2 separate regions of the Homo sapiens genome follow, and region 2 is linked to region 1. Evidence: read pairs that join two places in POLR2A ChIA-PET (ENCODE). Cell type or tissue: PC-9. All regions are shown on one strand. Links, peaks and the distances in the headings refer to the core of each region. The heading gives the core; the rest is flanking DNA. Region 1 has its middle 110 kb from the start of GALNT15. Region 2 overlaps GALNT15 (polypeptide N-acetylgalactosaminyltransferase 15).

The links. ChIA-PET counts read pairs that join two places held together with the same protein. Peaks named below come from ENCODE experiments on the same cell type or tissue, not always from the same donor. Only the 100,000 strongest peaks of a DNase experiment are listed, where the experiment ranks them.
Region 2: POLR2A ChIA-PET joins it to region 1 with 12 read pairs; 6 of 35 experiments call an interaction of 5 or more read pairs at or near these places.

The regions. Positions count from the first base shown.
Region 1 is chr3:16,058,976-16,061,892 of GRCh38, forward strand. No RefSeq gene overlaps it. Among named protein-coding and RNA genes, the nearest start is that of GALNT15, 110 kb to the right of the region's middle. RefSeq lists an enhancer at 676-1,875. In PC-9, for the core only: no CTCF peak of the experiment used is centred there; DNase peaks (open chromatin) are centred at 1,556 and 2,106; H3K4me3 peaks cover 272 bases; H3K27ac peaks cover 2,500 bases.
Region 2 is chr3:16,227,337-16,230,253 of GRCh38, forward strand. GALNT15 (polypeptide N-acetylgalactosaminyltransferase 15) reads left to right here. Exons shown (of 10, transcript NM_054110.5): 10 at 18-2,829. The coding sequence ends at 164. Among named protein-coding and RNA genes, the nearest start is that of DPH3, 36 kb to the right of the region's middle. In PC-9, for the core only: no CTCF peak of the experiment used is centred there; no DNase peak of the experiment used is centred there.

The sequences.
Region 1 (2,917 bases), core at 147-2,646:
CAGGATTTAAAAATAGCAGGCCATAAAAAGTACAGATGAAGGGCTGCCCAGTATGACCACTATCATGCTAGAATTTGTCTGCCTCTTACTATCTTTGTGGTCTTCTCTGTGCCTTAGCTTTTCATCTATGAAATAGGAATAATGAAAGTAACTACTTCATCAGGCTGTTCAGAGGATTGAATGAGTTGGTGTGTGTCAAGTGCTGGGAAGAGTGTCTGGCACATTGTAAGCAGTGTATGCGTGTTAGCTTAGTGGTGCCTCTAGAAGGGAGCACCATACTTAACTATCTGCCTGGTATTTCTGACTCCACCACTGTGATGGTTTTGTATTGTGTCAACTTAGCTACTAGAACTACATTTCCCAGAATTCCTTCCCCTGTATGGTCTAGATTAGGAGTGCCATGTGAGGAATCTGCGTGAGATTTGGAAGGTGAATGTGGAGCATCAGCCATCACTGTCTGGAGGTCGGTGTCGGACACAAGGGGCTGCTGCAGTCTTCACTCATCACGGACCTACACAGGGCAGCAGCTGGGCCTGCACCTCCTCTCCTCCTTCTGGACCTCCTCCTGTAGCTGCTCTGGCCAGGAGTGTGTGTCACTCCATGATGGAGGATCCCAGCTTGCGGGTCACCGATGTGGTTGAGATTGAGATGGTAGAAGACAGATATGACTTGCAGTTGGTCCCTGTGGATTTCAGTTGGTCCTTATGGATTCCTCTTTGTCTTCACAGATTTTCGTTTTCCTTGCTTTTTTGCACTTCATGCCCAGCTTTCCATCCAAACAGCCTGGCCTGCTGACCCATAGCAACTTCAGGATTGGCCCACCAAATGCAGAGGGAACAGCCTTGCACAGACATCTCCACCAGCTCCCATCATGACTCCAGGTCCAATCTCTATTGCAAATCTGTGTTTTTCTACATCATTCATCGTGGTCATGCTTCCTTGATTGAACCTTGCCTGATACATCCCCCACCACATTGCTCTGTGAGTTGGATATAAGACAGTGGTACCACTGAAAGCTCAAGGTTCTTTTTAACACATTTTGCATTTACTATAACTCTAAGCATTTTGGCTCCCAACTGCCACCCTTTGCCTTCTCTCTATTTCCCCAGAACTTCTCTGTGGGAGGACTTTGAGCAATAAGGAAAGAGTATTGACTGCTGAAATTCCACAGAAAAAATATCCAATTTCTTTCTTCAGCACAGTGATGGGTGGGGTTAACCACAGATTTGTCATCAGATTTTAAAATCAAAGCAGTAAGATTTTCCTAAAAATAAATGAAAAAGAAAAAGAATTCTATTTACCTCAATATTGCTATTTTCACAATTTCCTAGAACAAGTTGTACGGAGTAATACAAATGCTAAGAAGGTGGGTCCAAATGAAATACAGAATTCATAATAAGAGGATGTTGTTACTCAGAAGAAGGACAACCCAGTGTGCTTTGAGATGGTATTGCAGCAATGAAAACAAGCTCAATGTCCATGTCAGATAAACAATTGTCGTCACAGCTCTGGAAGTTTGGGAAGTGACTCATCTTCAGGAATGGGCAGTGAGTGAAGACAACTGTTTACCTCAGCCCTTTGGTGGTTGACACAAACATTCTTTTCTTCCCCTGTGACTTGGCCACTGGGAGATGCTGTTGCAGCCACGTGCATCGGCACCCCAGCTTCCACCACATAGATGCTCACCTCTCCTGCCCCGTGATGCCTTACACTCTCTGCCCTCAGGTTCTTACTGTCCTTAGGGGTGGAAAATCTCTAAAATCAGTGGATTTCCTGGTAAATGGGGGAGAAAATAATTCAGGAAGCCTCTCCTTGCAAGGAGGGACCATTGTTAGGAACTTTTGGTCTGAGATGCTATGGCTGAGTCCAGGGGGGCAACAAAGAACAGACCAGTTCCAAACTCGATCAGCTAGCAAAAAAAAAAAAAAAGAAAAAAAAGAAAGGGACTAAAGGGGGTGTAGAGACTCTGGTGGAGGCAGGGCAGAGCCAAAATCAGGGAGAGGATCCTCCCCTGTCAGTGGGAGGTAGTGATTGCTGGAGTCAGGGCCACAGCAAGGTCAGGGATGGAGGAATGGAGAATTCATGCAGGAGAAGCTTGGCTGGAGCTGCAGTGAATCAGAGGGTGCATCACCAGCAGGGCTCTGGCTAGCTGCACTGTTGTCTTTTTCTGCTTTATCTGAGTTGTTTCATTACCAGGACCCAGAATTTCTACTGCTATAGCCATAGAGGGCTGACTGCTCAGGAAGCAGGGTGGCAGTGGAGGCATGTCATCCAGAGAAGTGCACATCCTTGCACCAGGACACATGAACAACAATGTTCACAGTGGCATTGCTCATAATAGCTCCAAATGAGAAACTAACCAAACGACATCAACGTCAGAATGGATCAAGAAATGGTGGTATATTTATAAGTAAACTGCAGCTGTTTATACAGTGGAATACTATATTCATTTCCTAGGGCTGCCATAACAAATTAGTACAAACTGTGTGGCTTAAAATAACAGGAATTTATCATTTCACAATTGAGGAGGCTAGAAGTGTAAAATCAAGGTATCAGGAGGGTTGGTTCCTTCTGGAGGTTCTCGGGGAGAATCTGCTCCATGCCTGTCTCCCAGCTTCTGGTCTTTGCCTGCAATCCTTGGCATTCCCTGGCTTGTAGCTGTCATCACTCCCATCTCTGCCCCCATCTTCACATGGTACTCTCCCTGTTTCTCTCAATGTCTTCACATGAACATCTTATAAAGACAACAGTCATCAGATTAAGGGCCCCCCAATCCGGTATGAATCATTTTAACTGATTACATCTGCAAAGGTCCTGTTTCCAAATGAGGTCACTTTCTGAGGTTCTATGTGGATGTGAACTTTTTGGGGGACACAATTCAATGAGTGCAAATACTATACAGCCATGAAAATGAATG
Region 2 (2,917 bases), core at 308-2,807, 170 kb after region 1:
TTCCTTTCTCTTTTTAGAATGGGATGATTGTCCACATTCTTTCTGGGAAATGCATGGAAGCTGTGGTGCAAGAAAACAATAAAGATTTGTACCTGCGTCCGTGTGATGGAAAAGCCCGCCAGCAGTGGCGTTTTGACCAGATCAATGCTGTGGATGAACGATGAATGTCAATGTCAGAAGGAAAAGAGAATTTTGGCCATCAAAATCCAGCTCCAAGTGAACTTAAAGAGCTTATATATTTCATGAAGCTGATCCTTTTGTGTGTGTGCTCCTGGTGTTAGGAGAGAAAAAAGCTCTATGAAAGAATATAGGAAGTTTCTCCTTTTCACACCTTATTTCATTGACTGCTGGCTGCTTTAAAAAAAAAAAAAAAGGATCCATTGTACCGTTGTCTTCATCACTGGGAAATGATTATTACATAGTACAGAAGATTCTTTGTTTTTCTCCACTGAGCACTTAACAATTGCTTTCTCTCTGGCCTGGACATTCTCTGGCAGCACCTCCAGGATACATAAATTCAATGGATCAATTTATTTGTCTTCAAATGGCCTTAACTTGGATTGTCTGTTTGGCCAACCATGAAAATTAAAGAGTGAAGCAGATGTAATGGCCTGACATTCCAAAAACTCTGAATTGGGTTTATTAGCACAAATGTTGTGTTCATTTGTTGAGCCATATCTCAGAAGAAGGAAAGGGAGCTACAGAAAGGAGGTTTAGGATTGCAGAGAAGATGCAAGAGCACTTTGGCCCAATTCTCCAGCTCAACCCAGCAGCTGAAAAGCTTCAAGAGATCTAGGAAAAGACATTTTCATGTTAATGAGAATTTCCACCATTGTAGAGAATTTCCTTCCTACTGAGAATCTACCTCTATTCCCCCTGCCCTAGCTCTTCTCTAACTTGGTTAACCATAACCATAACCAGATTCCCTTGCAATCGATTTCTCTTTAGTCGTTGGTGTTAGAAGTACCAGCACAATTTGAGCATTCCCATTAACAAAGGTGTTCACAGTTGAGAAACTCTCCTGCCGGGCGCGGTGGCTCATGCCTGTAATTCCAGCACTTTGGGAGGCAGAGTTGGGAGGATCACCTGATGTCAGGGGTTTGAGACCAGCCTGGTCAACATTGCAAAACCTTGTCTCTACTAAAAATACAAAAATTAGCTGGGCATGGTGGCGCATACCTGTAATCCCAGCTACTTGGGAGGCTGAGGCAAGAGAATCGCTTGAACCCAGGAGGCAGAGGTTGCAGTGAGCTGAGATCATGCCATTGCACTCCAACCTGGGTGACAGAGTGAGACTCCATCTCAAAAAAAAAAAAAAAGAGAGAAACTCTCCTGATGCCCTGTTACAGGGTTTGCACTGACTGGAGCAGAAACAGCAACCTTTCTAAAAAAGCAAACCTTTTTCCTGGGAGGAAAATGCCAGAGCCTGAGCCAAAATTCTTATGACAGGTAACATTTGGGTGTTAATGTCCATGAGAGCTGACAGGGCCATCTCTGAGCCCATATAACTGTCTGGAACCCCCAAATGTGTCCACAGGTTGAATGTCCATGAGTGTGGGAAGAACACGGCTCATCTGGAGCACAGCTGAGGCTAGTAAGAGCTAAATGACTTTCCTTGCTATGACTTGGCTTACCTGAATTAGCTGTAAGAGTTGCCGAATGGGATGGGTTCTGCTATTTAATAAACAGCATTCATATTCATTTTTCCCCAGATGGAGTTACCTACCTTTCCACATGGTCAGCTTAGAAATCTTCCCCTAAAGATGCTAATCTCCTTTGGGCTGTCTCAGAACACAGTATCCTTCAAATAAGAAAAACTGAGTGGGAAGTGCAGTGTTTCCAAACAATACCTATCATAACTACGTATTCATTGTCTACCTGCTAAGTCAAGGGTTCACTGCATTTCTCCTTCCTCAGAATACACTCTGGACCTGTGCTGTCTAATATGGTAGCCACTAACAAAATGTGGCCATTTTGATGGAAATCCATTAAAATCAAAGAAAATTTAAAACTCAATTCCTCAATTGGGCTGGCCACATTTCAAATGCTCACTACCCACCTGTGGCTAGGGTCTACTTCTACTGTATTGGCGAGCATGGATATAGAACATTTCATCACAGTTCTGTTGGACCAATCTAGATAGATTCATTATCCCATCTAGAGAAGAGACTTTAGTCACTGTCTTCTTGCTTCAGACCCATCTATATTTAAAACAAATTTCCCTAAATCCTGAGACTGAGACGGAGCTACAAATTCTCAGATGGCGACCGTGTAAATGGTATTAGCGGCTGAAGAAAAAAAATTTTTCAAGACCTCTGTTTTTTAACTGAACTTTATCATTGGCATTGTGGGTCTTTGAAGTTGCTGGGATAAATTAATATAATTAAATAAAAGACTGAATTTAATTGCATAAATTGTATTAGGTGGCAATTAACAAAAGGACCCAGATGGCTTATTGCCTAATTGGGTGAACAAAGCAAGAATATGGTGTTTCTTGCTTCCTTAACCAGCTCCATGATTTATTACTTTATTGCAGAAGTGGCTGTCAACTCAGTCCCTGGCTGGTATTTACAGACCCTTAATTTAAGTAAAACAGATGCCTCCATTTAGTTCTAGAAGGACCTTCTCCTTTAGTGTAACCAAGTGTTCAAATTCCCTTCTTCTCTATGAACTCAGCATTCATTTTATCCATAATGATCAATTTAAAAGTAGAGAAACTTGTCAGTTGAGAGATCTGATTCCCAAGAGATTGGTTTCACTTGTCTACCTGAATTTTGTGATTGGATTTTGTTGTTCGTTTTTTAAGATTGAATTTTGTTACCACCCCCACCAAGTTCATCATCATTATTAACTATACCACTGGGGAGAACAGAGAGAAGTGTCCGGCCAGCAGTCTAGAGTCCCACACTCTTCATGC